Linked DNA regions of Homo sapiens: regions 1 and 3 are each linked to region 2. The links are chromatin loops, found by intact Hi-C in ENCODE. Cell type or tissue: mammary epithelial cell. All regions are shown on one strand. Each heading gives the region's core, and the rest is flanking DNA. Links, peaks and the distances in the headings are about the cores only.

Region 1 (10,296 bases), core at 1,399-9,398, 380 kb after region 2:
GCTCCCCCACTGCCTGTTGTCCGCTGTCCCCGTTGCACCTCCCACCTGCTGCCCTGCTGTCAAGTCAGGCGCGTCCCACCCAGAGTGCTCTGGTGTCTGCCCCTTGGCTTCTCTCAGCAGCTCAGTGGAGTGTAGACAGTGTAGTAGATCATCACCTGAGCAGCCAGGATGGGAGTGGGGTCTCTGTGGTCTCCATTTTACAAATGGGTTGACAGGTGCTCAGGAAGCCCTGTGATGTCCTGAGGCCGCCCAGGCAGTCATACACAGGCTGTACCCATCCAGTGCTCCCGTTGCCTGGGGGCAGGGATGTGTGCTGGAAGGGCCTGGGACTGCCTTCCCACCGCCATGTCCACACCCAATGCCCAGGGGTGGAGACGGAAGCACGTGGCGGCCACTGTGGCACTGGTGGGTGGCTGCGTTCCATGGCCTGACTGTGTCTGGCGCCTGTTCTGGTGTTTTACATTCATACTTTGAGGGCCAAGCACCAGCCCAGGAGGTGGGTGCCACAAGTCCAGACTTCCCCAAGGGAAAGTGTCCCCAGCACAGACTCAGCCACTCAGAACTTGTTGGTCTTAGAGCCTGAAGCCGGGCAGGGCAGACAGTGCCATCCCTATCTGGATGGTGGTGCCTTCACCCTTCTGCTGTCCTGAGCAAGAAGAAAAATGAGCCAAGCTTCAAAGAGAGCTGTGCCAAAGTTTCCGGAAAGCTTGCCAGTGTGGGTGTTGCACCCCACACACCTTCAGGCATGGGTGGGTGGTGTGGGCATCTTCACTGGATGGATTTGGAGCCCTGGCGCGTGTACGGCAGATGCCCCGGGGAGATGGCATGTTCACACGGGGCAGCACTAGGCAGAGTGGAGGGTAGGGTCTACACCCCTCCACTCCTCAGCAACAGAGCCCTGGACACTGGGTGTGTCCTTCAGACTGTCCCTGGCGTCTCCAGCACTCCTGTGGCCTCAGGACGGAATGATGGAGGTGAAATGAACAGAAGGAAGGTTGGGGGAAAGCGTATCCCAGCTATGGGCAGGGGGTCCTGGGGTGGGCAGGATTTGGGGCGGCTGGGCCTGGGGCTGGATAGGGCCGCGGGAGAGGGGAGGCCTGTGCTCTCACAGCTGGGAGCTGGCTCAGGACTCTCAGATCTTCTCTTTGTGGCCTGTCATCCCTCCTACCTGCCTGTCCACAGGCCCACACTGAGTGAGTTCCATGGGAGGGAGGCTCACCCTCAGGGGCCTTCAGGAGATGGGACCTCTGGCCCGGCAGCCAACGGATGCTGAGGGGTGCCCACCATGTGCAGGGACAGCTGGGGTGATGTCTTGGAGCCCTGTGAGGTCCTGGGGCCGCCCAGGCAGTCACACCCCGCCCTGCACCCCAGGGTGCAGGCTCCCGGGGTGACACAGTGCTGGGACGGCACAGGGCCGCGTCCTGAGGAGAGGGCGGAGCCCCGAGGCTGAGCTGTGCCTTGCCTCACAGGTTGTGCAGCCTGACTCTGAAGAAGCTGGTGGTCTTCAAGGAGCTGGAGAAGGAGCTGATCTCCGTGGTGATCGCTGTCAAGATGCAGGTGAGGCCGCTTGTGACCCCGGCTGTGGCTGGGTGCTGTGTAGGCTTTCCATGTGCCTGGGAGACGAGTCAGGCGGTGCGCTACTGTGGGGCCTTGTGCCAAAACAGCGGGCAGCCCATGCCATCTCCGGGAGCCCGGGGGGCTGGGAATGACAGGATGCTCCTGGGTCCAGTCCTGTCCCGCACAAGGGAGGCAGGCCCGGCCTTCTGGGATGTGGAGGTCACATGCATGGGGCCTTCCCAGGGCAGAGCTGCCCTCGAGTCACCTCACAGTGATGGACGGGCCCCAAGCACCTGGAGCCAGGGCTTCCCTGCTGCACTCAGCACCCACTTCCTGCCCACTTTTTGTGGGGTGGAGGGCGTCGGTGGGAGAGGGGAGCAGGGCACTCTGGGAGGCGAGGGCCTAGCCAGAACTCCCAGCCCCTGGTGCCAGGGCCTCTCTCCTGACCCTAGTGGGTCCTGTGACCTCTCGAAGGCTTTGAACAAGTAGCGGTTCCAGAGGGGTCATGCTGGTGTCTTCCCCATGCCTGGCCCAGGCCCCGCCCCCTCCTTGGGGTAGAGCTGCCATGACCCTTGCAGCATGGCCTTTGCCCAGTGGCCCAGACAGGGAGGTGTCCCCGCCAACTGTCAGGGCCACCCCTGCCCTTTCAGGGTCATACGGTTCCAGGTGTGTGGCCTGTATAGGGCCACCGCCAGCGGGCTCTCCCTAGCCGGCACCACTCATGGGCAAGTCTCACCCATGTCCTCAGCATACAGGAGTGTCCTTCTGTGTGGCCGTCCAGCGTGACAGGGTGGGGTCTCAGTGGCTGTTGTGCTCCTGACCCCAGCCCATCAGCTCCTCGAGGATGGGGCCCTGCCCTTGGAGCCCATGTCCAAGGCCCCACACAGGTCCCTGCAGCTGGCCGGATTCTTGACACCTGCTGTGGCTCTGACACGGGGTCTCCGGGTCTCCCCGACCTGCAGAGTAGCACCTGAGCCTCGGCCAGTGTGGCTGAGGTCACCAGCCAAGCACTGGGTCTTGAGTGCGAGGAGGCCTGAGGCTTGTTGTCTGTCCCAGTCAATTGCCACTATGTGAAACCTACTGCATCTTAAATAAACGTCTGGAGAAACCCTTTTCCTCGCTGAACATGCTCGTGGATTAGCAGCAGCCTACATCTGCGGCGTGTGCTGGTGGCCAGGTTCCCCGGGTGGTGGGGCCTTGCCCCAGGAACTTCCAGGAGCGTGTGGCTAATAGCAGGACCCCAAGAACTTCCAGGAGTGCGTGGCTAATGCAGGACCCGGAGAACTTCCAGGAGAGCGTGGCTAATAGCAGGACCCCGAGAACTTCCAGGAGAGCGTGGCTAATGCAGGACCCCGAGAACTTCCAGGAGAGCGTGGCTAATAGCAGGACCCCGAGAACTTCCGGGAGCGCGTGGCTAATAGCAGGACCCCGAGAACTTCCGGGAGCGCGTGGCTAATAGCAGGACCCCAAGAACTTCCAGGAGTGCGTGGCTGATAGCAGGATGGAAGCGTCTCTCCGCCTGTCCTGCCCATGGGTGTGGCCATGCCCAGGGTGCCCAGTACCTGCTGCAGTCTGGCTGCGGGTCGTCCCTGGGGAACAGGGAGCTCTCTGTGGGCCATTGCCACCAGGCCGTGAGGCTGTGTCTGGACCTCTTGGCTTGGGGGGCAGGGGTCAGGGTCTCATTGGGTCTTCAGAGCAATGCAGAAAGGCATGAAGGCAAGAGTCGACCCCTCACTGACTTCTGAGTCTGGTGCTGTTGACCTCTAACCTCTGGCATGGGGCCCCACCCCACACTGACCCTGTTCCTTGGCCCCATTCCTTCCTCTGCCTGTCTCTGGTCCTGCCCCAGCCTGTGTCTTGACCGAGAGCTTGGCCCCAGGGCCCCTCAGAGCCCCACCTCTCCAGCCCCTCTGTGTAGCGCATGGACTGGCTGCCCATGCCCTCCCTGCCCACCCCAGCTCAGCAGCCACGTGGCCCTTGGCCTCCCTTGATCACCCCAGCTCCTCATCTGCTTCTCTTGGGGTGTCCTCTCCGCCCAGGCCCCCTGTGGGGGAAGCAGCCAGCCTGGCCCCGCAGCCCCACCTGCCCCTCAGCCTTCTCTGGCGTGCACCTTCGCCTCACTGGCTGGTGGCACACACTGTCCTTTTCCCGACACAGCTGGGTCCCTGCAGGTCCTCTGAGGGGGGAATGCTAAGAGGGACCCGACGCAGAGCACATTTGCAGGGAAACATCTCTGAAGGGTCAAGGGGAGGAGCAGGGAGAGTCCAGACCACAACGCAGGGGCAGCTGGGGAGAGGAGAGGGGACAGGAGGGCTGGCCGAGGAGAGCCGCGCTGCCTCTTGCCACGCTGCACGTGAGGCCCCAGCACAAGGGGAGGACCAGAGTCCGCCATGGACGTCTCATGGAGCCCGAGTACGGCCATGCGGGCCGCCCGCACCTGTCCTGAGGCCCCGCTGCTCCCACCCGAACCTGGGCTGGCCCCGGGCTCCCGTTGTCTGTCCTGGACCCCCGCCCGCCCTCCAGCCACCTGGCACCTCTCATCCACTGTGTCCCGCGCGCCGGCCTCCGGGAACCTTGTGCCTGGGACCCCGCAGCGGCTGCTTGTTTCTCGGGGCACGAGGTCCCCAAGCTCATCCTTGTTGGGATGGTCCCATTTAAAACAGCACTGCGATAAGCACGTTCAATCCATTAGGAATCTATTTTGATATAAAGTTTGCGGTTGGGGTCCTGTTGTCTTTCACGCAAATGACTCGTTATCCATTTAGCAGGTGCGTGTGATGTCTCCTGCTGGCCTGAAGCTCACTGGGTATGAACTGTGTTTTCAGGTGCTCATGCATTTCCTGCACCTACATCTAGGCTTCTACTACCCTCATTTTTGTGACAGCATCTCCGTATTTTAAGTATTGTATCTCTGTATGTTTTACTTTCTGAGAGGACCAGTCAGGCCTGATCATTCTTCTTTTTAGAAAATGCTTTAGGCCAGGTGCAGTGGCTCATGCCTAATCCCAGCACTGTGGGAGGCCGAGGAGGGTGGATTGCTTGAACTCAGGAGTTGGAGACCAGTCTGGGCAACATGACTAATCCTTGTCTCTTAACAAAATACAAAAATTATTGTATATTTTTTTGTGGTGGTACATGCCTGTAGTCCCAGGTGCTAGGGAGGCTGAGGCTGGAGGATTGCCTGAGCCTAGGAGGTCAAGGCTGTAGTGAGTTGAGATCGAGCCACTGCCCCACAGCCTGGGTGACAGAGACCCTGTCTCAAAAAATAAAAACAAAAAATAAAAAAATGCTTTAAGCCAAGCATGGAGGCACATGCCTGTAAGGCTGAGCTACTTAGGAGGCTGAGGCAGGAGGATTGCTTGAGCCCGGGAGCTCAAGTCCAGCCTGAGCAACACAGCGAGACCTGTCTCTCAAAACCAAAACCAGAAGAGGCTTGGTGCCTCCAGATTTGTTCTGCCAGACAGACTTGGGCAGCGCAGTCAGGTGCTGCTGCACCTGGCCGTGGAATCTGTTTTGTGATCGCGTTAACTTCAGCAGGAGCCGCTCCTGGTTTCTCTCTCATGTCTTAGGGCAGATTCCTGGAGGTGGAACCTGTGGGCCGAAGGGTCTCCATGTTTTTAAGGTTCTTGGGAAAGATGCCAGGGCACCTCTGAGAATTACCCCAGCCTGTGCCTACCACCCCCAGACTGCAGGGCTGCAATCCTGCCAGTTTTAGAGTGCAGGAGTCACGGTGTCTTTGCCTGGTTTCCTGCTGATATGCAGTCCTTTGAGCTAGAACAGGTCTTGCTTAATCACAGGGCTCCAAACGAATCCTGCGGTCCCATGAGATTGTGCTGCCCCCCAGTGGACAAGTGGAGACAGACCTGGCCCTGACCTTCTCCTTGCAGGTGAGTCTTTCACCAGTGGTGACGACACCCTCATCACTGTCCCCTGGGGAGACGGGCCCCCCTCATCACTGTCCCCTGGGGAGACGGGCCCCCCTCATCACTGTCCCCTGGGGTGATGGGCCCCCCTCATCAGTGTCCCCTGGGGAGACGGGCACGCCTCATCACCGTCCCCTGGGGAGACGGGCACCCCTCATCACCGTCCCCTGGGGCGACGGGCCCCGTCATCCCTGTCCCCTGGGGTGACGGGCCCCCCCATCACTATCCCCTGGGGTGACGGGCACCCCCATCACTGTACCCTGGGGAGACAGGCCCTCCCCATCACTGTTCCCTGGGGAGACGGGCCCCCCCATCACTGTCCCCTGGGGAGACGGGCCCCCCCATCAGTGTCCCCTGGGGAGACGGGCACGCCTCATCACTGTCCCCTGGGGTGACGGGCCCCCTCATCACTGTCCCCTGGGGAGATGGGCCCCCCTCATCAGTGTCCCCTGGGGAGACGGGCACCCCTCATCACTGTCCCCTGGGGTGACGGGCCCCCTCATCACTGTCCCCTGGGGAGACGGGCACCCCCATCACTGTCCCCTGGGGAGACGGGCACCCCCATCACTGTCCCCTGGGGTGACAGGCCCCCCCCATCACTGTCCCCTGGGGTGACGGGCACCCCCTCATCACTGTCCCCTGGGGAGACGGGCACCCCCATCACTGTCCCCTGGGGTGACGGGCCCCCCCAATCACTGTCCCCTGGGGTGATGGGCACCCCCTCATCACTGTCCCCTGGGGAGACGGGCACCCCCATCGCTGTCCCCTGGGGTGACGGGCCCCCCCATCACTGTCCCCTGGGGTGATGGGCCCCCTCGTCACTGTCCCCTGGGGAGACGGGCGCCCTCATCACTGTCCCCTGGGGTGATGGCCCCCCCTCATCACTGTCCCCTGGGGTGACGGCCCCCCCTCATCACTGTCCCCTGGGGTGATGGGCCCCCTCATCACTGTCCCCTGGGGTGAGAGCATTTGTCTCATCATTGCCATCAGTGTCCTGCGTTACTGCAGATCTTCTGTTGATTATGGTTTATTCTTAAATGATTAGAAGATTTGTATTTGTTTATTAGGTTGAGTTTTTCTTTGTTTTTTCTTTGTTTTTTGTTTGTTTGTTTGTTTTTGAGATGGAGTCTCTCCTTGTCACCCAGGCTGGTGCAGTCTTGGCTCACTGCAACCTCCACCTCCCGAGTTCAAGCGATTCTCCTGCTTCAGCCTCCCGAGCAGCTGGGATTACAGGCATGTGCCACCACGCCCGGCTATTTTTCGTATCTTTAGTTGAGACGGGGTTTCACCATGTCGGCCAGGCTGGTCTCGAACTCCTGACTGCATGATCTGCCTGCCTCGGCCTCTCAAAGTGCTGGGATTACAGGCGTGGGACACCATGCCCAGCCTAGTTTTTCATTCCTTATCTATGATAAAGAGAATATAAGGCCGGGTGTGGTGGCTCATGCCTGTAATCCCAGCACTTCGGGAGGCCGAGGTAGGTGGCAGGAGAATCGCTTGAACCCGGGAGGTGGAGGTTGGTTGCAGTGAGCTGAGATCATGCCATAGCACTCCAGCCTGGGGGACAGAGTGAGACTCCATCTCAAAAAAAAGAGAGAATATAATAACGAGGGCAAAAAAACACTTACTGAGTCAAGGCTATTTTGCTCTTCTATTTAAAAAGATAGGGGAAACTCAGAGTTCACAAGCAATCCCAGCTCTTCGGGAGGCTGAGGCAGGAGGATTGCTTGAACCCAGGAGGTGGAGGTGACAGTGAGCCCGGCTAATTTTTGTATTTTTGTAGAGATGGGGTTTTGCCATGTTGGCTAGGGTGGTCTCGAACTCCCTACCTCAGGTGATCCGCCCAGCTTGGCCTCCCAAAGTGCCGGGATTACAGGTGTGAGCCACCGCGCCTGGCCCAATGCTCCATGGTTCAGTGGGTTTTGATAGGCATGCTCAGGCATGTCAGCACCACCGCAGTTAGGGTGGTGAACAGCCCCATTTTCCCCTAAGTATTTAAACTGATTTTTATTTGTGAACTCTGAGTGTCTAAGAGATACCTGTGAACATCAGCTTGCTGGAGCCCTGCTGGACAGGGAGCCTGTGGTGAGACGTGCAGGCGAGTTGGGTGAACAGGGGGCCTCGGAGGGAGAGCCCTCCCCGCCCTGTGTGCCCCTCGCGGAAAAGCGTCCTGGGTCCCACCTTGCTGATTGCCTCAGGCACATGAGCCGCCACACTGTTTCCGAGTGTCCACAGGCGCGCTCGGCCATCCCGGACACTGCAGCACATAGTCCTTGTCCACCTGCCATGGCTGTTAGCGTGGCGCGGAGCCCTCAGGGCCTGAGCTCTGGCGACTGGCTCACTCTTGATTGTGTTGGGTAAAGGATGGGCTCTGGGGACCGGCATGCCACTGGGATGAACTTGGGGGCCCGTCTGTGGGTGCCCTTCCGATCTCATGGGCAGCAGGTTGGCCTGGTCGCAGGCTGCAGGGTGGCTGGGCCGTCAGAGGCCGTGATGCTGCCTGGGGCCCCGGTGCACCCTCAGCTGCCACTCGCACTTGTGCCCACAGTATCCTCACTTCTTGAAGAGGGAAGGCAACAAGCTTCAGATCATGCTGCAGCGCAGAAAGCGCTACAAGAACAGAACCATCCTGGGCTACAAGACGCTGGCCGCGGGCTCCATCAGCATGGCTGAGGTGAGTGCTCCGTCTGGCGTGGCCTGCGTCGGGCTGGCCACCTGGGTGCCAGAGCATTCGCCCGTGGGAGATGGAGATGTCTCTCCCGGGTCCAGATGTCCAGGGATCAGGTGAAAATGATGAGAGGAGCCTGGGCGGCCGGGCTCCGCCATAAGGGCCAGGTGCGGCCCCAGGTGGTGCTTCCTCTCTGACCTTCCCTTGCCGCCTAGCATGGCTCCCCGCATGCCTGCAGCCGCGCGCACTCCCCTCTAACGAGCCTGTCCTGCCCTTCAGTGGAGGCTGGGTTTTGGGTCAGGCTGCTCTGGAGTCCTTCCCATGGAGGAATCGCTGCTGTCCCCACACCACGGGTGCGTCCTGTGATGGGTTCGTGTCTGCATCCTGCTCAGCACGTGCTCTGGCCCAGGATTGGCTGAGCAGGAGCAGGACAGGTGTCAGTTCTGTGAAGGGGCTAGCGACAATACCCGAGCAGGGCGGGGGCAGCACCCAGAGGTCAGAGGGGTGGCTGGAGTTCCCTGGAGGGGAAAGAAGGGGAAGTACCTCAAAAGGAAAAGAAACAGCCAAGCAGCAGCCCACCTTGCTCCAGAGAACCCAGCGTTCCAAGGAGGCTGCAGTAGGGCGTGGGGGCCTGGGAGAAGACACCCCAGGCTGAGGCCTCGGACTTTCTCATGGACCCTTTCGGGGCTGCAAGATTGGCTCTGGGAGAAGGGGCAGCCCAGGGCCCCAGACCAGTTTGTCTCTTTTGCTTCAGAACTTTCCCCATCGTGGGGTTGTGTTCAGGGGTCCAGGGGCTGCGGGCGTGAGTGGTGCTTGGGGCATGTGAAGCTGGGTTGCTGCCTGCCTGGGGCCTGGGAAGGTCAGCCAGCGCAGCCCCTCATTGGGAGCCGGAGATGCCAGAGCCCCCCAGCCCCTCTTCTTCCCACTTTGTCCCCCTGCTCCTGGGGCTTGGGGCTGGGACAGTGGGGGTGCCCACTTGTAGCTGGTTCCCCCACACCCCCAGGCCCAGCCTGCAGGCCTCCTGTCTCCCAGGTCAAGCGCTAGGTCCCCCAGATCCTCACACACCCCCACTTACGCATCCAGGACAAGTGCCAAGTACTACTCTGGGCTCAGCCCTCCCTGCTACCCCAGGAGATGGGAGCGTGGAGGGTACAGGAAGCAGCAGTGGCGTCCCGAGGCCTCGCTTCTCCGTGCCGCCGCAGGGCCTCAGACAAGCTTTGCAGTCTTCCCGATTCCTTCGGCAAACCACGGACAGCACGGGTGGACCGGGCCTCCAGGCTGCACTTCCCAGGGCCCTGGGACCCCTCTGGTGGCCTGGAGCTGCCCATCATCCCAGCCTCCCTCCTGCAGGCTGAGCGATGGGTGAACAGGTAGCTCAGGGATGCTCTCTGGGCTGTGAGAGCCTCCTGGGAGCCACCGCTTGCTTCCTGTGGAGCAGGAGGGTCCAGGCACTGTGGGGAGGTCATGCAGGCTCTGTTTCCCATTAGCCATGCAGGCGAGGTCCTGCTGATCCCTGCCGGTCCCTGTGTTTCCCATTAGCCATGCAGGCGAGGTCCTGCTGATCCCTGCCGGTCCCTGTGTTTCCCATTAGCCATGCAGGCGAGGTCCTGCTGATCCCTGCCGGTCCCTGTGTTTCCCATTAGCCATGCAGGCGATGTCCTGCTGATCCCTGCCGGTCCCTGTGTTTCCCATTAGCCATTCAGGCGATGTCCTGCTGATCCCTGCTGGTCCCTGTGTTTCCCATTAGCCATGCAGGCGATGTCCTGCTGATCCCTGCCGGTCCCTGTGTTTCCCATTAGCCATGCAGGCGATGTCCTGCTGATCCCTGCTGGTCCCTGTGTAGCCATGCAGGTGATGTCCTGCTGATCCCTGCCGGTCCCTGTGAGCTCCTGCCCCAGGCTGCTCCGCCCACATCTCTCAGTCTGCACCCCAGTGCCCCAGGCGGCTCCTCCCAGCCCCTCTCAGCACTGGTGCTTCTGTGTTTGACGTCCTTGCCCTGAATGCTGGCCTCTGCTCCCAGGCCCCTCCCTCACCTGTCCTCCCAGCCTTGGGCTGTCCCCTCCTGATCCCCGGGGAGAGGCTGGAGCAACCTTCCCCCACCCCAGGTCACACCAGCCACATCGTCTGCTGCTTGAAATCCCATCATCT
Region 2 (10,296 bases), core at 698-8,697:
GACGTGCCTCCAACAGGCAGTCTGGAGCAGGCCCACACAGCCGAGGCCCAGCCCAGGCCTTAGGGGCAGCGAGGGGTCAGACCCAGCCTGGGAGGTCAGCGATGGAACGGCTTGCACCTGCACCAGGCCCCAACGGCATGGGAAGAGGTGGGAAGGTGCAGCTGAGAGGGCTGCCCCCGCCACGGGATGCCAGGGTGGCCTGAGGTGGGCACACAGAGAAGGGGTCCTCAAGTAGGCCAGAGGACTTCAAGGGCAGGGAAGGCTCTGTCCCAGCCCCAGGGCAGGGGCACTTGCCGGCAAATGGGGTGGGAGAGGCCTCAGGGGCTCCTCAGGCCTGAAAGGTGGGGACCTGATTCCAGGCCCCTTCTGGGCCTCCCCCCATTGCAATACCCTAAAAAGGCTGACACAAAAACCTAACGGTCACAAAGATAGAAAACGACTCTATTTACACGGAGGCAGGAAAGCTGGCCACGTCTGCTCCAGGGACACTCCCAGACAGCTCTCACCTGGGAACGCTGTTTACTGTTTACCACCTGACACCCACACTCAGCCAGGCAGGGCAGGGCTGGCTGAGTCAGCGCCGTACCCAGAGGCCCAGCCTGCTGGAGTGGGACAGGAAGGAGACGCTGGCACAGAGCGGGGCCGTCATGCCAGACACAGCACTGACCCCCGCAAGAGCCTTTGCTGGGGCCCCCACCCCAGCTACGCCCACCTCACAGCAGCCAGAGGGAGGTGCCCTGCACAGCTGGCCACAGCGCTGGCCACGCAAGCCCTTCCCAGACCCTCGCTGCAGTGCGGCCAGTGTGGTCCGCCAAGCCCTGGAACACATGACGGAGATCTCCTCCTGGTGCACCCTCCCCAACGCGGACAGCCATGGGAACGCACCACACCCTGCCCCAGGCCCTCTCCAGACTCTAAGCACGTGCCACTGGCTCTGCCTGGGGCACCCTCCCAGCTCAGATCCTGGACTTGCTCCCCCGCCAGGCACTCAGAACCGAGCCCTCGGCTCCAGAGCCCCTGGCGGTGGGTGCCCACAGCACGGTGCAGACACACAGCAAGGGATGGGGTCAGGCTGGAGGCCCTGGGCTCTGGCTCAGGGGGCCACTTACTGGGAAGGGTAAGAGCTGGAGAGCCATGCTTCACACCTGCCCCTGTTGCTACCCAGTCCCAAGAGAGGCACACTTGACCACCAGCAGGCGGGTGCTGGGCAGGGCCTTGCTCACCTGCCTCAGTTCCCGGGGGCCCCACCTACCGGACCCCTGGCACCACGTGGTGGGACTCAGTGGTCAGGCAGGTGTCTGATCAGCTGGAGGGACGGCAAGCAGGGGCTCTGCTAAGCCACCACATCACAGACCCTGAGACCTAGGCCATCCGGCATGTCCCGTGATGCGCACTGAACAGCTAGTCCTGGCTCAGAGCTGCTAGGACCCAGGACCAGCTAGGAGTCGCCATGGGAACTCGGCTGCTGGCGGGGGCCAGGGAGGGCTGAGGGCAGCGGATGGTGAATCAGCCGGGAGGAGGCCAAGGCGTGAAGCTCGGCATTCTCAGGGCGTGTGTCACCAAGGAGCCCGCGGTGCTGGCTCACCCAGGAGCCAGGCCTGCCAAGCAGCAGGAGCAGGGCGAGGACCGAAGGCTGTGGCCCTAAACAAAGGGGCCTTAATTCCACCTGGTGGGGGTGAGTCATGGGGCCTCCTGCCCACCCAGGCGCCATCACCTGACAGCCCCTCCAGCCGGCAGGGCTCACACGGACATAGCCCAGTAAGGGTCCCCCAAGTGTCCTGCCCCTGCCACATCCCGGGTACCCCCAGCTGCCCCTGCTTGGCTATACCCTCAGCAGCGTCCAGGCAGGGGTGTGGCTTGAGATCCCTTTCCGGACTCCTGCCTGGAACAGCCTGGGCAATTGCCTAGCCTCCCACCACCGCCACCCCTGCAGGAAGGAGTCCCTCCCAAGAGCTCTGCAGAGAGGAGGCCCCGATGCCACTCCCACCCTCACAAGCACACATTGGGTCAGCAGGTCCGAGTGCGCAGCAGAGCTGGCAGGGCAGGGACCCGCAGCCGGAGGGGAGGGGAGGGCGGTGGCTGCAAAAACCTCTGCCTGGCCTCTGTGGGGTGCGGGGATGGGGGAGTACCGCCTCCCGCCCCAGCCCCTCCCCATCCCCTGCCTCCTGGGCTCAGCTCCATGTTTCCATTTTAGAAAGTGCTTCTGACTATTAAATATTTATCCGAGCAAGGAAGGCCTTGACTCCCGGCCAGCCGATGACTTCCAAAAAAAGAAAAATAAAGGGAAATCTGGAGGCCCAGGCTGAGTGCAGGTGGGGCCTGGTGGAGACACCCTCAAGCTCGCAGCGTGGCTGGGGATCCCGTCACCCTTAGAGCGGGTGGAGGGGAGCAGAGGAGCATGCCCCGTCCTCCTTGTGTGTCCAGTTAAGCCTCCGCTAAGCTCCCTTAGCTAACCTGGCCTCCACATCCCCCACGGAGCAGCTTCCTTCCCACCAAAACTGCCCTAAGACCTATGGGGCTCCCCGGTGCCCTCAGGACAAAGCCCTCCCTCCAGCAGCTGACGCTGCCACCTCTCCATCCTCACCCCACCCCGTCCCAGATGCACTGGGTTGAACAACTTGCAGGTCCCTGACTTCGCCCTCAGCCTCTGCAGGCTCCTGCTGCTTTGCCTCCGCTTCTTTTTCATGACCAGTCCCGGTCTCCATTGGGCCAGTTGTCCTCCAGGGAGCCCTCTCTGGCCCTTCTGTGCCCCCTAAGGCTGCACTGGCCACAAAAATGGGATTCACATTTGTTGACTGAACAATGGGTGGATCCTTCCTCTGCTGAGCTATGACCTCCCAGGTCCCAGGGTTCCCGGGGTGGCTTTGAGACCCAGAAGGATGGGTGAACAGGCCGCCAGACAGACGGGGAAGCACCCCCACAACTCACACCATCCCTGAGCGCAGGGTCCGTCTCTGCCAGCCGGAAGACCAAGCTGGGAGAGTGTGGCATTTTACTCCTGAAGTGGGTGGCAGGGACCCCCAGATGGCCAGTGCCCCCCACTTGCTGGGGCTTGGGGGCCTTTCCTCCCCAGCACCTATACTTCTCCACACCTGGCCAAGCCAGCCCCTAGCTGAGCCTGAAACACAGAGGCCTTCCGCATAGGTGTCACAAGAGGAAGGACACAGAGCGGGCCAGAGTCTAAGGGAGAGCTGGGAGTGGGCCCAGCAACCCAGGGGACTTCCCAGAAGAGGCAGCTCCTAGCCCAGCCCAGGACAGAAGAGCTTGGCCAAATGGAGAGAAGGCAATGAGGGCATTCCTGTTGTAGGCCCAGCCACGACGAGCCCGGATGGGAGTGGGCACTCAGCTTCCTGGGCATGGAGAAGGCCGGGAGGGAGCGGGCTCCTGGGGCATTGGAACTGGAGGCTCTGCGGGCTTGACCCTCCTGTCCACTTCTGAGCCTCACCCCCTTCCCTGAGCTGCACCAGGTGGGCACTGCCTGAGGCTTGGGGCAGGAGCCAGAGGCCAGCAGGCAGCCCAGCCTCCCTCCCTGGTGGTCCAGCTTCTGTTTCCCCACCAGGGAAAGAGCTGGGGTTGTTAGGAACACACTTACAGCATCACTGTCGGTGGCTTCTGAGAGGCCACCTCACTGGAGGGCACTCCAGGATGCCCTCTGCTGCCTCCTCCTCAAGGCCCATTCCTGCCACTAGCGGCTACAGAGGGGCTCCTTTGCCTGCGGTCACCCTGCCTGGTGGGGCAGGGCAGAGCCAGCACCTGTCAGAACAGCATGTCACCGACCAAAGCGTGCGACATTCTGCTCTGGCCCCTAAGAGCCCAGGGAGTCACTGCGTCACTGTCCCCAGCCTCAGTGTCCTTGTCTGCAGAATGGGAATACAGCCCTCCCCCAGTGTAGATGACCCAGTCAGGGAGACACCAGGGTGGTGACAGACCCGCCCGCGCTGTCACTCGGCATCCCTGGCTGCGTGGAGCTAGCAGCACAGGCAGCTGCAATCACTCCTGACCCCGAATGTGAGGTCCTGACCCACATTTGCAGCCTGAGGCCCTGAAGAGGGCACCAGCGAGGCACAGAACAGCGAGACCACCTCCACAGCTGCCTTGCTTTGCACCCTTCTTGGGAAAGGGCCCAGCCATCTCATGACCCCCACCGCAGAGAAGAGACCACCCACACATCTTCGCATGGTATCACCACCTGGGGCCTTCCCAACACGGTGGTGCTTTCTTGGGGGGTCGTGGGAGGTGCTCAGGCCACACCGGGGCAGCAGGTGCAGGGTGGGGGCCGGGGCCGGGGAGGGGTTCCCTGTCTCCCCAGTTATCAGGGGCCCAGCTCTGCCCCTGGGAAAGAGGCAACCTGCCCCTGGAGTAGGCAAGAGTGTGACACCCAGAGCCCACTGGGAGTGAACTGGCTGGTGTTACAGTCGGCAGCGCTGCGTGGGGTGGTCCCAGCATGGCCACCAGGGGGCAGCCTCGGCACAAAAGCCGCCCAGGAGATGGCTCCCTGCTGGGCTGGTGCCTGGTGTGTCGGGCAGAGGGCAGGTTTGGACTGGACAGGAAGACGAGAGCAGGGGAGAGTCCGCCCATCTCCAGCCTGCTGAGAGGAAACTGCAGGTGGAAAAGGCCTGGACCAAATCCAGGCTGGGAAAGGCAGTAGTTGGCAGGGTGCTTGTCAGGAATGCACGTTCCTGGGCCGCAGGGTTGGGGAGGGTCTGGGAACCGGTGTGCTGGACAGAACTCCCAAGGTCTCTGATCTTGCAAGTCTCCTACCAAAGCTCCAGCGAGAGCCACTGACCTTATTCCCTAAGAGCGGATGGTTCCGTAGGCTGGACACAGGGAGGGACTGCCCCAGACGGGCTGGGAACCATGAAGCCAGCACAAGCCTCTGTGGAGGCAGGGGGTGGATGAGATGGTCCTGGACCCTGCAGCTTGGGAGTCTCTGGGTGCCCGTGAGTGAGGAGGAAGCAGAGCAGAAAGGCTGTGCAGGGAAGCTGGGGGCAGGGTAGTGGTCCCATGCCTGGGGGCCCTGCCCTTCTCCCTCTGAGGAGGTCGACCTGCAGCCATGTGGGCAGGGCCAGTCATAGTGAAAGAGGAGGGGGCCAGGGGCCTCCAGCCCACCGGAGCCATCATCCTCCCGCTGCTGTGCCCAAACACCTTGGGCTCCCATCTGCGACACCGTGAAGCAGGTGCTGTAGGGGCCTCCCTGCTCTGGAGCCCCCCAGACAAGCCTCCCACCCTAAGTGCGCACCAGACAGACAGGCCACAGGAGGGGCCTTGGTAGTGCCTGCTGCAGCTGGGGGGCATGCCCAGGCCAGGGGCACCCCTCTCACCTGCAGCATTGTCGGCACCATTAGCATTGACCTGTTTTCCCCAAGGAGTGGGGTCCAGCCTGCACCAGTGCCGGCCAGCCCAACCCCCTGGCCAGTGGCTGCCAATGCCCTGGGTGTGGTCAGCTGCAGCAGCATAGACCCAGCGCCCAAGGGACTGCCCTGCCCCCCTCAGCCCTGCCCTCCAAGATGCTGAGACACCCAGGCCCCGGAACCAGGCCCAGTGCAGGGACAGACACACAAAGAGCAGCAGGTACACATGCCGTAGCCTGCGGCTCAGAGGGAGGCTACTGACCATCCCTGGGGGCATGCCAGTAGGTAGCACCCACTTTCCCTTGCCCAGCACTGCGGGACCCTGTGGCCTGACTTTGACCCCATTCAGGCCCCTCACCAGGCCCCAGACCTCAGGCCTAGCCCTGCCACAGCCTCCACCTAGCCAGCGACCCCACCACACAGCCACACAGTAGACGCAGCCCAGCCCTGCCTGGAAGCCCCGGACCAAAGTGGAGAGCCCAGACTCCTGGACCAGCCTGGCTGCTCTCCCGCAAAGCAGGTGAGAGGGCAAGCCTGGTGCAGGTGCCCCGGGTCCCGGCGGCCCCGGCTTTCACGCCCCTTGCAGACACCAGCCCTGCTCCAGAGTGCGGTAGCACCTCCCAGGAGGCCGCCTCTCGACCAGACAGCGTCCCAGGAGCGGGGCAGGAGCGAGAAGGAGAGACAGACAGGGACCGCGAGTGACAGAGGGAGTGAGCGACAGAGACGAGTCAGCCACCGAGAAACAAAGTGAGCGACAGAGACAGTCTCAGAGGCCGGGAGAGGAGCAGGAACCTACAGCCACGGACAGGTAGAACGCGAGGCATGGGAGAAGAGACTCCAGCGGCCGGGAAGGCCCAGAACCACGCGCGAGTCCCGCAGGCGTCTCCGAGTCCCCCGCCCCCAAGGCCCGCACTGCGCGCCCCTGGACACGCCCCGGCGCGCGCCCTCGCGCGTAGCCCACCCGCCCCAGGGGAGCGGGCTGCAGGCGGGGAGGGGCGCACCGCTGCCGGGGGTTCCGGGCCAGGTGGGCAGCACCATGTGGAAGCAGTCGCACATCGCGGCGGCCAGGCGGTGCGGGCCTGGCGGCCCGTCGCGTCCAGTCGCTGGTCCCGGCTCCGGCGCACGGGGCGGGCGGGCGGGAGCCGCGCTCTGCCCCGCTGCCCTGCGCTGCCGCGGGCGGCCGACCTCGGACTGCGGACACCGCGCGCCAGGCTACCCAGCCGCTCAGCTAGGACCCCGCCCGGCTCCGCCCAGCCCTGCCGGGCCACTGCGGAGCGCGCTCGCGGGCGGTGCCGTCGGCCTCATTCAGCCCATTGGCTGCCGTCGCCGCGGCCCCGCCCCTCCCAGCCAGGCCCCGCCCCACCCCGCGCCCCCGGCCCGCCTGTCGCGTCCGCAGAATTAACTTTGGACTCCCGCCAGGGAGCGACCTCTGGATCCCCGCACCGAGGCTCCTGGACTTGCCGCTGTCTTCACCTCCCATTCCGGGGGAGACAGACACTTTAGTCAGAAGCTGGGGTGGGGGGCAGCCTGCGGGGACAACAGGGGTCGCGGGCACCGCAGGAGGTGATCTGGCAGCATAAGGACAAGATAGAATTCTGCAGGGGCTGGTGGGTGGCAGATACGAGGACGCGGCTGAGAGCGTGCAGCGGGAACAGGGCGCCCCGGGCAGGGCTGCGGGGTGGGCGCCGCGTGCGGGAGCGCCCAGCGCTGGGGGCAGTCCTGGAGCCAGAACCCCGCCCAGAGTCATCCTTTCTGCTGATTCTTGTCAAGAGCCTAGGGCCTAGGACACAGCGGCAACCAGCACCCCACTGGCCCTGCCCCAGGGGCTCCAGGTCTGGCGTAGACACAAGCAAGCCTGTAAGGATGAGGCGTTCTGCAGGGCGGCACTGCCCTGGGGGCGGGGGAACGGAGGTCCTGGAGGGCTCCTGGCAGTGTAAGCTGGGACCTTAGGGGTGAGACATGTGCCAGGCAGTGTAGGAAGCGTTCTGGAGAGAGGGGACAGAGTAGCGTGTGTGCAGAGAATGGGGGCAAAAGGGCTGGGGTTGAAAGTCAGGCCCAGTGGGCGGGGGCAGGGCAGCAAGGAGGCTGAGGGGGCTCCTGTCGGTAGGAGGTGCCACTTAAGGCTCCAAGCAGGGTCTCTGAGCGTGGTGAGAGCTGAGGAAAGACTGCGCAGGTGGCTAGGGGTGTTGGCATGGGGCACAGCTGGAAACAGGAGCAGTGGAACCACGGCCATGGTATGGGAGGGAGTGAAAGGATATGCAGGCAGAGGGGACTTGGTGAGGATCAGAGTGCAGAGGGTGGGAGCCTCCCTGGGATCTAGCTTGGGCACCACACAGAGGCAGCACACCTGGGGGTGTGGACAGGGAGGGCAGGGGCCCAAGGGAGTTCTAAGAGTTTGGTGACGCCTGGCCTGGTGTAGACCCAAACCGGGCATACCCCAGAAGGAGTGGAGTTCTGCAGGGATTGTCGGGGAAGGCAGGGCTGGAAGAGACCCAGGAGAGGACCGCCACCTCCATGAGGAGCTGCCTGGCAATGTCCAGGGGTGTGGGTCAGATGCAGGGACACACACACACACGGACACACATACGGATACACACACACATACATACATACAGAGATAAAGACACAGAGACACACAGACACACACGGACAGAGACACAGACACACAGATACACAGGTACACATACAGACACACACACAGAGGCACACACAGACACACACAGAGACACACAGACACACATGGACAGAGACACAGACACAGAGATACACAGGTACACATAGAGGCACACTCACACACACACAGACACACACACAGAGACACACAGACACATACACATAGAGACACAAACACACATGCTCTGTCATACACACACACACACACACACACACACGGACACCTTTTCCTGGGGTGGGAAGAGGCCAGGCTGTACCGGAAGGGCCAGGCAGACACACACACTCATAGATAAGATCACAAACTCACCAAGACACAGACACAGGCCACCTGAGATATTTGATACACTCAGGCCTGCATGCATGAACACCCACACCAGGATACAGACCCATGCACGTGTATACATACACACAGGGGCACACGCATTCCTGGGCTCATTTGGAGACCACGCACAGCTAGCGGGCCCAGGTGAGCCACCCGGGCACGATGACTCACCCTAGACAGTTCCCGTTAGCCGCGCTGCAGCCACCGGGCAGCCATCCAGCAGCAGGTCAGATGGACGCCAGAGCCACTGCTGGGAAGAGGCCCTGGCAGCCTCCTGCCAGTGAGCCCAGGCATGATGGGCACAACCTTCTCCCTCGTGTGGGGACCTGGCGCAGGTCTTACCCCACCCCCTCGCAGTGTCCTTTTTTCGGGGCTGAGCAGTGTTGCCTGGGGTCCAGAGGCCCTGCACTTACCTCCCTCCCCAGGAGCCCACCCTGCTCTGGTCACCTGGAGTCAGTCACTCCCTGGACACAGGGAGAGAGCCACTAGGGTGCCTGGGTGCATACACCTCTGTGTGTGTCCCTGGATGTGTCTATGCCTCTGCCTGGTCTGCTGGGGTTTCGCCCGCTAGTCCTCTGTGTCTGAGTCTGGCTGCAGGGCCTGGGAACGAGGGGCCGCTCAGGGCACTCACCCACCTTTGTGTCCTCAGCCCCTTTAGGTGTGTGCCCTTGACAAAGTCATGTGGCCTCCTGGGTCCCCATCCAAATGAAGTGGCCCCTCTCCTGATTGTCTGGCGTGATCTGCGCAGGGCTACGGGGACTCCCCTTGGCTTTGCGGGATGGGTGAGGATGGAGCCCTGGGTGGGGAAGCCGAGGTTGCCCCCGACATGTCCCTGTCCCTGGGCTACTACCTGCTGCCCCTGCCTCTGTTTTCCTTCAGCAAGATGAGAGAACCCTCCAGGCCATCTTGGTGGGGGCCGAGTGAGAGCGCAAGTTCAGCGTGGCGTCACGGGAGTGTGGGGACCCCACACTTGGGAGGACTTTGCCCTGGTCCTGCCCCTCAGCCTGGGGTGGCTGAGATCTTCCCCTAGCTGTGTCCACTGGGCCTGTCCTCCCCTGGCTAAGAAATGGTCCCAGAACCAACCACAGCTGCCCAGGTCCAGGAACTTTGCCTCTGCCCTGCACGGGGCTGCCCACTTCCAAGGTGGGCACAGACACACACACGCAGCTGCGCCATGCTCCCCTGTGGCCCCAGAATTCAGGATGGGGTCTGGGCAGGGCCTGCTCCACCCGGAGGCCGTCCCTCCCTTCTCCTGCCCACTCTGAGACAGAGGGCTGGTGTCTCTCTGCAGTGGCCTCTGGCTCTGCGCTGCCCTGAGTGCTGGGGCCACAGTCTGGTTGTGACTGTCGGGGAGCTGGGGACTGCCCCTCCCACCCTCCTTCTGGGGGTCTTCTCCTAGCTTGAGGGTTAAGCTGACAGTGTCATGAGTAAGACACCTTGGGGTGTCTGTCCAGAGAGCTTCCCCACCTCAAGGAACCTGGGGTCCTGAGAGCTCTATCTCACTCCAGATGCCTCTGGGAGGGCCTGCAACTTGGGCAGTGTACCCCCACAAACAGGCAGGCTGCGGCTATGTGCAGTTGAGGACTGGCTCCCCAGGGGCCAGCCAGAATCCCTCCTCCCGCCCACCAGGGCCTCAGCAGCTGAAACAGGGGTCCAGGGTCACAGCTGTGGGAGCAGGGGAGAAGATGAGAGGGGCTGCCAGCCCCCATCCCGGGCCCTGCCCGCCAGCTGAAGCCTGCGCTCCTGTCGTCACGCCCAGCTCCAGTTTCCTCCCCATGTGCCCCTCTGAGGACAGATGCCCAGCTAGGGAGGACCACAGAAGCATGCCTGGGCTCAGGAATTCATGCCCCCACCCACAGCATCGCTGGACACAAGCCCAACTCACAGCCGCCCCTGGCACATACAAGGCCCCACACCTGCTGTAGGTGTCACCCCAGGGAGAGGGCATCG
Region 3 (10,296 bases), core at 1,600-9,599, 190 kb after region 2:
GGCCAGCCTAGCAGGGCTATGCCCCTGCCCAGTCTCTGGAGGCCAAGGGGGAAGGGCTTCACCCCTGCAGGCCCAGCTAAGCCTCTCCCTACAAGCCCGGCCTGACCCACCCCCACCGCACAAGCAGACCCGCAGCCCAACTTCATCTCCCACCATCTGATTGCCTCCTCCCCAGCCCGAACCCTCAAGGCTAAGTCTAAACCCCTCCTCCTGTCCCCAGGCAGGGGCAACAGCAGTGGCACAAGCCAGAGGACAGGCAGACAAGACAATAGATGTTCCACCCCAGGCCAGGGCACCTCAAAGCCCAGGGTACCCCAGGTCCAGGGCACCCCAAAGCCCAGAGTATCCCACAGCCCAGGGCACTGCATGGCCCAGCATACTCCAAGACCCAGGGCACCCCAGTTCCAGGGCACCCCAAAGCCCAGGGTACCCCAGAGCCCCAAAGCACTGCATGGCCCAGCACACCCCAAGGTCCAGGGCACCTTAAAGCCCAGGACACCTCAGGTCCAAGGCACCCAAAGTACAGAGTACCCTCCTGCCCAGGGCACCCTAGATCCAGTACACCCCACAGCCTTGTGCACCCCATGGCCCAGTGTACCCACAGTCCAGGGCACCCCAAAGCTCAGGGCACTCCAGGTCCAGGGCACCCCCAGCCCAGGGCACTGCATGGCCCAGCACACCTCATGGCCCAGGGTACTCCAAATGCCAAGCACCCTAAGTCCACGGCACCCCACTGCCCACTGTACCCCAATCTACAGCATCCCAAAACTCAGGCAACCCAAGTCTAGGGCCCTGCACGGTCAAGGCCAACACAGCCTCCCTGCTGCCCCGCTAACGGCCCCCCCAGGTCCAGGGCCCTGCACGGTCCAGGCCAACACAACACAGCCTCCTAGACCTGCTGCCCCACCAACGCCCCGACTTGGTTTCTTCTCCTCGGCCTCCCGCATCAGCCTCCCGCCCCCTACGGAGCACAGCGCTTGGTGCAGGCGCCAGGAGCTCCAAGCACAGATACATTTCCTGAAACCTGAGCTTCTGAGAGGCCCAGGCCTCTGCCACCATTGTCACCCGAGGCAGGGAAGAAGGGGTGGGGGCAAACACCATCCCCAGGGCTCTGGGCCCCAGGGCCGCAGCAGGAGGAGCAGACCAAAGCCCATCCCACGCAGGAACACACACACCCATGCTCCACACCAGAGACCAGCCAGGGCCTTGCCTGGGTGTACCCCCACTCCCCAGCACACCCCCTCTAGGTCCCAGGTCCCCCACCGTGAAGACGGTGGCAGCCAGGGCCGGCTAGCACCTGCCACAAAGCCCAGGGTACAACTGATGCCAGCCACACCCTGCTCAGGCCTGGGATGTGGGGATAGGAATCCCGCTCAGGCCTGTGGTCTGGGGACAGGGACTCCGCTCAGGCCTGTGGTCTGGGGACAGGGCCTCCGCTCAGGCCTGTGGTCTTGAGGACAGGGACTCCGCTCAGGCCTGTGGTCTGGGGACAGTGACCTCACTCAGATCTGGGGTCTGGGGACAGGGACCCTGCTTAGGCCTCAGGTCTGCAGACAGGGACCCTGCTCAGTCCTGGGACCTGGGGACAGGGACCCAGCTCAGGCCTGGGGCCTGAGGATAGGGGCCCCACTCAGGCCTGGGGTCTAGGGACAGGGACTCCAATCAGGCCTAGGGTCTGGGGACAGGGACCCCGCTCAGGCCTGGGGTCTGGGGATAGCGACTGTGGCTGGGGCCTGGGATTGCAGATCCTTGTCTTCCTGCCCCCACTCCACCACCAGCAGCAGCTCAGGCCGAAGCCTGGCTCCACAAGCACCCCTTCACTGGCCTAGCTTGCTCCCCTCATAAAGACACCATGGAGCAGCCCAGGAGGGCCCCTGAGAGCAGCAGTCCCCTCCCACCCAGGCCTGCCGCCTGCTCCCCAACCCGCCCCTCCACCTCCCAGCCTTCCTATCGTGCTGCGGCTTTGACCCTTCAGCCCACCCTCAGGGACCAGCGACAAACCCCCAGCCCACTCTCCAATCCTCCCTGGCCAAGGGCAGTCCTCCCTGGCTCCAATGGTCCCCGTGTTGCCTGGGCACTGAATGCCCCACCCTGCCCCCATACCAAAGCTTTGAACCAGACCCCCAATGTACAAGGCGGACATGCCCTGAGTTCTCCCCAGGGCTCTGGGCCCCAGGGCCATGGCAGGAGGAACAGACCGATGCCCACCCAACACAGGAACCCAGATGCCCACATTCCATACCAGACCAGCCAGCTCTCCTGGTCCCTACTGGGAAGGTGTGGGAAGGAGGGGGGTGGTCCCCAGTGTGCAGACAGGATCCCCTGAAGGTAGGGTGGGGAGGCCAGGGCCCTGTCATCCCCAGCCCAAGCTCAGAAAAAACAGGAAGCAGAGTGGTGCTGAACCTCACACCTGCCACGAGCAGCTTAGGTAGCTCCAGGCACAGACCTCAGCCTGGCCCACCTTGAGCCCTAGGGCGGCTGGATGCAGGGGGTGGGCTCTGTAAAAACCTTCCTCCCTAGGGGGCAAAGGAGAGGGTAGGGAAGGCTGGGAAGGGGAGGAACTGGACAGGTCTGGGAGCCGGGCTGGGGGCACAAGCAGAGCCCGAGCTGGGAGTCCAGCAGCCCCATCTGACTTCGTGAGACCTGCAATGAAAAAGCGGCAGTGTGCCCCTTTCACAGGTGAGAAAAGCTCAGCCCTTCTGATGGCCCAGGACCTCAGGCCTCCTGAGCTGATAGACGCAGGGTCAGCCCCAGGCCCACCTCCTGTATCTACAGGGCCTTCACCCATCCCGTTCTCCTCATAAGCCCAGATCTGTCACGGGGACCATGCTCCAGCCACACCACCCCGCACAGCTGCCCTGGAGCCCAGCACACACATGCCAAGACAGAACAAGAAAGACCCTCGCTGGCAGGCAGGCTCCTGGGCTCCTGGCTCCAGAGATGGGCCAGCCAGGCAGGCACGACTTCCAGCTGCACCTCTGAGGGTGGGGCCCTGGCTGCCCAGGTCACGGCCAACTGCCACCACCCTGCTCCTCCCTCAGCCAGCAGGTGTCCCCTGGGCCTGCCACCTACCAGGCCCCAGAGCAAAGCTCCCTGCTGCCCCCAGCATGACACTACTCCTCCCCAAACCTCCATCACCACCTGCCATGCCTACAGAGCACCCGGGGTGCGTGCACACACGCAGCTGGGAGAATGTGGCCTCACCCTGCCAGCTACAAGCCAGGCACCAGAACCAACCCAGGCTGACACCGGCCTCCTGGGGACGTCTGGGGGTGGAGCCAGGAGAGGAGGGGCAGCCAGGCAGCCTGCTGGCATGTGGTCCACCACCTCTCCACATTCAAGACCCTGGGCCCACCCACTGAGGGAAGCTGAGCCCGAGACCAGCACAGATCCATGACTAATAGCACACAGACCCCGGCCACAAGAAGCCAGGCCAGGGGGCAGAGGGCCACCCAGCCAGGCCTGGGTCAACAGCAGAGACCACAAGGTGGGAGAGTCACTCAGGGGGCAGGGGGTGGAGGGAGCGAATGCAGAGCCCAGACTCCCCCACTCCTCTTCCACAAGGCCCTCTCATTCCCTTTACTCCAAGGAGCCCAAAAGCCCCACGGGCCTGGGCAGGATGCCACCCTAGCCTCCAGGCTGAAACCCCTCCTCAGGTCCCAGGGAGCCTGAACTCGGTCCTTGCCTTCCCATCACAGCCAAGTACACCTCAGCTCACCGCACAGAGCTGGACCTCAGCAAGCCAGGGCAGCATGGCCAGGGACTGCCGCCGCCCGAGTGCAAATACCAGGGTGCTGGCATCACGGCACAGCTCCCGCCCGGCAGCCAGGCCACATGGCAGGAGACCAGGGCTGCCCCCAAACACGCAGCTATGACTCTGCCCTGGCCCCCAACCCAGAGACAGGCCGCCTGCCCCCTCCTGGGGCATTCGAGGAACCGGCTGGAAGCAAGAGGCAGGGAGGTGAGCTGGCCCCGAAACCCAGTGCCCGGACTCCAAGGAAGGCAAGGGCCTACCCGGTCCCATCCCACACCTGACCGGCTGGCCCGCGGGGCGAAGAGCCAGGGCGGACACGCGATAGCCCGCCACATTCCTCCAAGACCTCCCTGCCCCCACACCCACTGCTGCCAACTCGAGCAGAAAACACATCCTCAGGTAGCGATGTGGGGCCACGCTGGCTCAGGCCCAGGTGCAGATGACAGGCTGCGGGCCCTGCTCAGACCTGCCTGCTGCACCGCCGTGGGGGCGAGGGGCTGGGCTTCTCACAACTGCCTGGGCCCTCCCATGCCCGCCCCTGCCTTTTCCATCTGGGGGACACTTTCCCCTCTCTGGGGCCCCCCTGGTCAAGGGATACTCGGCGGGGTGCTCACGGGTTGAGGACATGGCCAGAGGAGACTGTGGCCAGCTTCCACGGGTGGGAGCTCAGGAAGCGGTGAGGATGGGGGCAGCAGGCAAGGCTGCCAGCCAGGGCTGCAAAGGTACAGCACAGGACTGGGAGCCACACACGGCAGGCCCAACTGGCGTGAGCTCGGCAGGGATTGCCCTCAACTCACAATCACTTCAGGGCCCAGGATACCAGGTGGGCACACTCCGGTGCCTCCTGCTGACTGGAGCCACTTCCTGGCTCCCAGATCCATCTACTCCCTGATCACAGGTCTGCATGGTGCTCTCATTCCCGCACTCACCCAGTTCCAGGCCCCCAGCACAATGACCAAGCAGGGAAGGACCTCTGGGCACCAGGGCAAGGCCGTGCTCCAGGCAATGAGGTAAGGCGCCCGAGGCCTGGGCCTGCCCACCTACCACTACCCACCTGCCAGCCCACTGGGATGAGTACCTGTTTCCCAGTGACACTGGACCCCTACCACCCCTCCTCCCAGCACGCCCAGGCCAGGGCTCCTGCCTGACTGGCCACCTGCCAGGGGAGACCAGACAGCCCCGACTCAGCTTCTGCCCCTCCAGAATAACAAAACCAAAAAAACCCACAAACAGGGCAGTGCCACAGAAGGTCACTGCACCAGGATCCACTATCTCTGTCTCTGAACGATCTTGGGTCACCATCGGGGGCTTCTGCCGACATAAGCGTTAGGCGTTAGGCTCTCCCGGGCCTAGGTCCCACGGCGCCCGCCCGTGCCCCCCAGGCATCCAGGAAACTGCAGGGCAGGCGCAGGCTGGCCACGGGCCCGGGGCGGCTCAGTCAGGGCCTGCCCTAGACCAGCCCCAGCACGCGCTGCGCACATGCCACCGCGGCCTGCCCGGGACCGGGGCGCCTCGCCTCGCCTCCCCACCCAGACAGACACGCGCAGGGCGACGCAGGCACACGCCGCACACCGCCGCGCACGCGGGACGCCGCCGCCCCGCCCCCGCCGCGACCCCGCTCCCGGTGGCCCCGGGGCCCCGGCGCGCCCACGTGGCCAGGCGCGGACCAAGTCCCCAGAGCACGCGCCCCCTGCCGGCCCCGCCCCGCCTGGGCGCGCGCGGCTCGCACGCAGACCCGGCCGCAGGTGTTGGGGGTCGCGAAGCGCGCGGGGCCGGGGCGCGGAGAGAGAGGGAAGGGCTGGAGCACGAGGGATGGAGCGCACGTACCGGCCAGGCGAACTGGAAGGGGATGACGACGAGGCCCGGGTCCTGGTCGCCGCCGGCCCGGGCCCGCGCCCGCGCTCGGTCCCCCGCAGCGCCCGCCGGCGGCAGGTAGAAGGAGTTGCCGCCCAGCACGGGCGTGGCGCCGTGGCCGTAGCTGCAGGGCCCCGTGGGCGTCACCTTGGCCTGGTACTCCTTAAGGCACACGCGCACGTACGTGTCGCACTCGTCGTGGCCGCAGCCCCCCGCGCGCGTTGTCCGGCCGTCGCCGTCACAGCAGGCGCCGCTCAGCAGCTCCCCGTTCACGTTCCGCAGCGCGCTCAGCTGCAGCTCGAAATAGCCCATGGGCCGCGCCGCCTAAAAATAAGGCAGCGGGAGAGCGGAGGGAGGCGCGGGCCGGGGTCGGCGGGCCGGGCGCCAGGGGTGGGGGAACAGGCCCCGCCGCCCCGCCCCCACCCAGCCGCGCCCGCCCGGAGCCCCAGCCGCCGCGCGCAGCCTCGAGGGCTTCCGAACCACGGCGGCCCCAGGCAGTGCCCGCCCGGCCCCTAGGGGCGGCCCGGTGTGCCCCGTCCGCGACCCCCGCCGCCCCCGCCGCCCCGCTCACCTGCACCCAGAGCGCCAGCAGCAGCAGCAGCCGCCGGGGAAGGCGCCCCCGGCCCTGCGCCCGCATTGCCCCCGCGACCCGCCCGCCCGGCCCCGCCGCCGCCGCCCGCGCCCGGCTCCCAGCCGCCGCGCCGGCCTCCCAGCGCCCGCCCGCCCTCCGAGCGCCCGCAGAGGCAGCGGCAGCGGCAGAGGCGGCGGCGGCGGCGGCGCGGGCGGGGTCGAGCGCAGCGCCGCGGCGCGCGGGCCTGGGCGGCGGGCGTGCAGGGGCGGCGGCAGCTCCGGCTCGCTGGCGGCCGCGCTCCGGCTGCCCGGCCCGGCTCCCACCCGGCGGCGACGGCGGCGGCGGTGAAGGCAGCGGGTCCCGGCCTCGGCTCTGCGCGCCCGCGCTCCCGGCACCGCAGCCAACAAGTTCGGAACGAGACTGACAGCTCGCTCGCCCATTCGTCACCCGCGCACCTGCATATGCATGAGGGGGCGGGGCCGCGCCGCGGGGTGGGGCCGGGGGGGGGTCCGGGGGCGCCCCAGGCTTTAAAGGCGGTGGAGGGCGTCGCCTGCCAGCGCCCCGGCCCGGCGCGCGCCCCCCAGGGCGCCCGGGCGGCGGGGGCACGGGGCCTCGGGGTCAGCGCGGGCCGCGGGGGCCCCGCTCACACCTCCGCGTGAGTCGGCGAGGCGTGCGCCGGCGCCGCAAAGCTGCCTCCCCTCCTCCGCCTGGGCTCCTGCCGGGTGTCAGAAACCGGGGGTGGGGCGCCCCGAGGTTGCCGTGTGGTCCCCTCCCATCAGTGCGCCACCGCCGCGCTCCTCGCAGTCCCAGAGGAGATGCCGCCTCCTACTCTGATCAGGGCTCGGCCCCCACGCGGGGTGGCGCGGCCCTGGGGCCAGAGCCGGGCCCAGCCCCTACTGCGCGCCCCCCACCTCCTCCGAGAATCTCCCCTTCTCCGCGCCGCTCCTACCGCCTCCACGCCGGCTGCAGGGGGCGCTGCGCCCCTCCGACGCCCCTGCCTTCCCCTCTGCGAGGCGCGCTGGTCAAGCAGCCAGTCAACAAATGCTCCAGGGTGCAGACTGCTCAGCTCGGCGCTGGCGTCGAGGTAGCCAGGCCATGCCCTCAGGAAATGCTCAGGCCACATTCCCCGTTTCCCGCCTCTCGCCCCCCAAACTCAGGTCTGGGCTTGGGGGGCGAGAGGCGGGAAATGGGGAACAAAAGTCGGCAGTGCCTGTCCCTGAAGGCTACCCCGAGAGAGGCCTCCCACTGCTGCCCTGGTCACCAGGCTTCCACACCCCATCCTCTGCGGTCACCTCCTTGCCCTCTCCCTGGGTGACCTCGCAGCTCCTCCACAGGGTCAAAACCAATGGCACCTTCCTCTCCTCCAGTGAGCACGGTCCTTTCCAGAGCTAGGGGTCACCTTGGTGGTTAAAGATCCCCATATGGTCCAGAGGGGTCCTCAACCCATCCCCATGATAACTGAGCTGTCTTCTCTCCCCCTAGCTCCTCTCGCAAATTTGCCCTGTGCCCGGAGCTGGGTGGCTGTGCAGCCCCCCAGCCTGGAGCAAGTCACTGCCACCATGCTGCTGGGGCTGAGGGCTGAAGGAAGAGAGCTTTGGAGGCACAGGGCCTGTGAACACCCCATGCGCAGGGTCTGCCTGCTCCATCCCTGTTTAGCAGCTCCTCCAGGATCCAGGCCGCAGGCTCAGCTGAAGGTCCCTAAAGGGGTGGGTGGGAGCCCCCCATGCCCACCTCAGCTGGCTCTGCTCAGAGTGCCCACCCCAAACTTGGTGGTGGGTAGGCTTCGTGGGGATTAAGACACAAGCCAGGATGAGGCCCGCACAGAGACCCCCACCAAACAAGAGAATCCAAGCTGTGTTCAGAGCCTTCCAGTTGCCGCCTTCCGGTGTGTGGGCGGTGATTACCGCCTACGGGGGGAGGGGCTCCCTGTGGAGATGCCACCTCTCCTGTGCTTTGGCCTGGGGGCAGGTACTCGGGTACTCGAGAGAGGGAAGCCCCAGGACAGAGAAGCCCCCTGCCCGGCTCCAGAGGCCCAGGGCTCCATCCCCACCTGCGCCCACTGCCCCACTATGGTGGGGGAGGGGGTGCTGGGTGCCTCTGCTGGGCACTTGGCCAAGTGGTGAACAAGGGAGACTCCGCCCCTGCACACCCTCAGGAGCCCCCAGCCCGGGGGTGGACAGAGGACTTAGACAAGTCATACAGAAGCTGGCATAGGGGGCCGCCAGAGCGTGGACGGGCATGGGTCAGCCAGACCTCACGATGTCCATGAGAGCACCCAGGTCAGGAAGGTGGCCGCACCTGCCCTTAGGAAGGAGGGGGACATAGGAGGCATCGGAGAGGGGGTCCCTTCCCTGCAGGAATTTCAGCAGCCCTTGAGCCAGAAATGCCAGGCAGCTGGACCCTGGTTTGAGTTTCCAGAAGGCAGCAGTGGGAACCCTCGCCCCTCATACATATTTCACAAAACACATTTGCCCCCTGCTGCACCTTGCTGGGGTGAGGGGCTGAGATCAGTGGCGGCCAGGGCTCCAGCCCCAACCCTCACCAGACCAGGCTACCTGGTCTCTTCTAGTAAGGGACCTCGTCATTGTTCTGGGGCCCACTGGACCACAGCACCCTCCAGCCTCCCAGAGCCACCCGTCCCCCAGCCTGGAGGGCTCCCACTCTGAGCGCTGGGCGGTGCCCAGCTTGTATGCAGAGGGCAAGGGTGCAGCTGCTCAGCCTGGCCAGGGGCTCTGGGCCCATAGGGCAGTCCTGGGGACCAGGCTGAGGACGGGCTGCCAGGGGTTTGGACAGAGCCGGCGAGGCTCCAGAGTAAGCTGTGCTTCCGCTGGGTCCTGCAGTGCTAAATATAGCAGACGGGGAGGGGAGTTTCCGGTTACAACCCCCCCTCCAGTGCCGGGAAATCAATGCCAGCTCCATTAGGCCCGGCAGCACTGCCTGCTGACCCACCCCATCGGGCTGCGGAGCAAAGTGAGGGGCTGGACTACACCCAGGTCCGGGTGCCCTGTCACCTGTCCCCTCAGTGCTTCAGGGGCCAGACCCACCTGGTGCCTGCGAGAGGTCCCTCTGAGGTAGTGGGAGGCCTCTGCTGGTCAACCCGGAGGGCCCATCGCACTCTCGTGGTGTCACCAGGCAGGCTGCTGGTAAGGGCAGCACAGCAAGGCTGCTGTGGGTCAGGCAGAGCTCCTGTCCTGTGAATGTCCTGCTGGGGCCTCATCTGGGTAGAGTGAAGCTGAGGCTGGCCAAGACCCGCACACCCCATACCTGGCAGCCCCTCCCTGGCACACACCCCATACCTGACAGCCCCTCCCCGGCAGCCCTGTCGCTGGCCTTGCTGATGCCCACAGGGCCCCACCTGGGCCACAGCCAGCATTTGCATACAGGTGGCACTGCTTTTGTGGGCCCCTGAGGCACAGCCTCCTCAGGACAGCCTCCAATGCCAGGCTGTCCAGCACTGTGCTGGATGACAACAGGGGGTCAGTCTCCACCTCCCTGCCCAGGGTTCCACCCTGCAGGGTACTGAGGCTCCCTTCACTTCACTGTCCCCTTCTCTACTTTCCTCCTGGGAGCCACAGCCTGGACCTAATGATGTCCAGGAGCGGATCGATCCTGCCGCAGACTGATGGCCCAGCAGTGCCCTCGAATGCCCACAACCAGTGCCAACACACCCATTCACCTGCAGAACCCTTACTGTGCACCTGTGGCCCAGGAAGCAGACCAGGCGAGCTGGGTCCCCTCCTGCCTCACAAGCATTCTGGGCACCTGGGGAGCAGCTCTGAGCTGCACGCATCTCCCACAGCCCCACCCTCAGGACAGGTCAGAAGGCAAGGCCAGGGCATACAGGCCAGAGATGCTCAGGGGCCAGTAGAGCCTGGTGCTGGGCGGCCCAGGCTGAGGCCGTGCCCCGGGACCAGGACCGGGCTGGCACCAGGAACCTGGCCCATGTCAAGACCACTGGCCTTGTGTCCCCACCCTGTGCCGCCACCTGCTCCTCTTGGAGCAAGCCTGCAGACATTTCTGCATACCCCACAGGCCGAGGAAGGTCCCTTGGAAAACTTCCAAGGCTGGGGGTGCACGGATCAGCTACTGGGGCCCCCGACACAGGGCAGCTTTGGCT

Evidence for each region. A loop is a pair of places that touch in the nucleus more often than their neighbours do. Peaks named below come from ENCODE experiments on the same cell type or tissue, not always from the same donor. Only the 100,000 strongest peaks of a DNase experiment are listed, where the experiment ranks them.
Region 1: a loop joins it to region 2, with 20 times the contacts of the local background. A loop is called at or near these places in 11 of 110 quality-filtered maps.
Region 3: it touches region 2 in a loop (18-fold over the local background); 4 of 110 quality-filtered maps call a loop at or near these places.

Annotation. Positions count from the first base shown.
Region 1 is chr14:105,347,024-105,357,319 of GRCh38, forward strand. It overlaps PACS2 (phosphofurin acidic cluster sorting protein 2), which reads left to right. Exons shown (of 25, transcript NM_001100913.3): 2 at 1,470-1,557; 3 at 5,355-5,444; 4 at 8,029-8,154. Among named protein-coding and RNA genes, the nearest start is that of PACS2, 37 kb to the left of the region's middle. RefSeq lists an enhancer at 5,700-6,229. In mammary epithelial cell, for the core only: a CTCF peak has its summit at 5,385 (motif pointing left); a DNase peak (open chromatin) is centred at 5,368.
Region 2 is chr14:104,971,831-104,982,126 of GRCh38, forward strand. It overlaps AHNAK2 (AHNAK nucleoprotein 2), which reads right to left and starts at 6,544. Exons shown (of 7, transcript NM_138420.4): 1 at 6,353-6,544. The coding sequence starts at 6,407. RefSeq lists an enhancer at 3,922-4,001 and silencers at 4,202-4,421, 6,528-6,687. In mammary epithelial cell, for the core only: CTCF peaks have their summits at 1,013 and 4,455 (motif pointing right); DNase peaks (open chromatin) are centred at 871, 1,561, 4,531, 6,601 and 1 weaker place; H3K4me3 peaks cover 3,368 bases; H3K27ac peaks cover 3,390 bases.
Region 3 is chr14:105,162,176-105,172,471 of GRCh38, forward strand. JAG2 (jagged canonical Notch ligand 2) reads right to left here and starts at 6,601. Exons shown (of 26, transcript NM_002226.5): 1 at 6,180-6,601; 2 at 5,582-5,932. The coding sequence starts at 6,245. RefSeq lists enhancers at 1,037-1,784, 5,323-5,822, 8,471-9,307. In mammary epithelial cell, for the core only: CTCF peaks have their summits at 3,899 (motif pointing left), 5,757 and 7,144 (motif pointing right); DNase peaks (open chromatin) are centred at 3,806, 4,106, 5,216 and 6,596; H3K4me3 peaks cover 3,391 bases.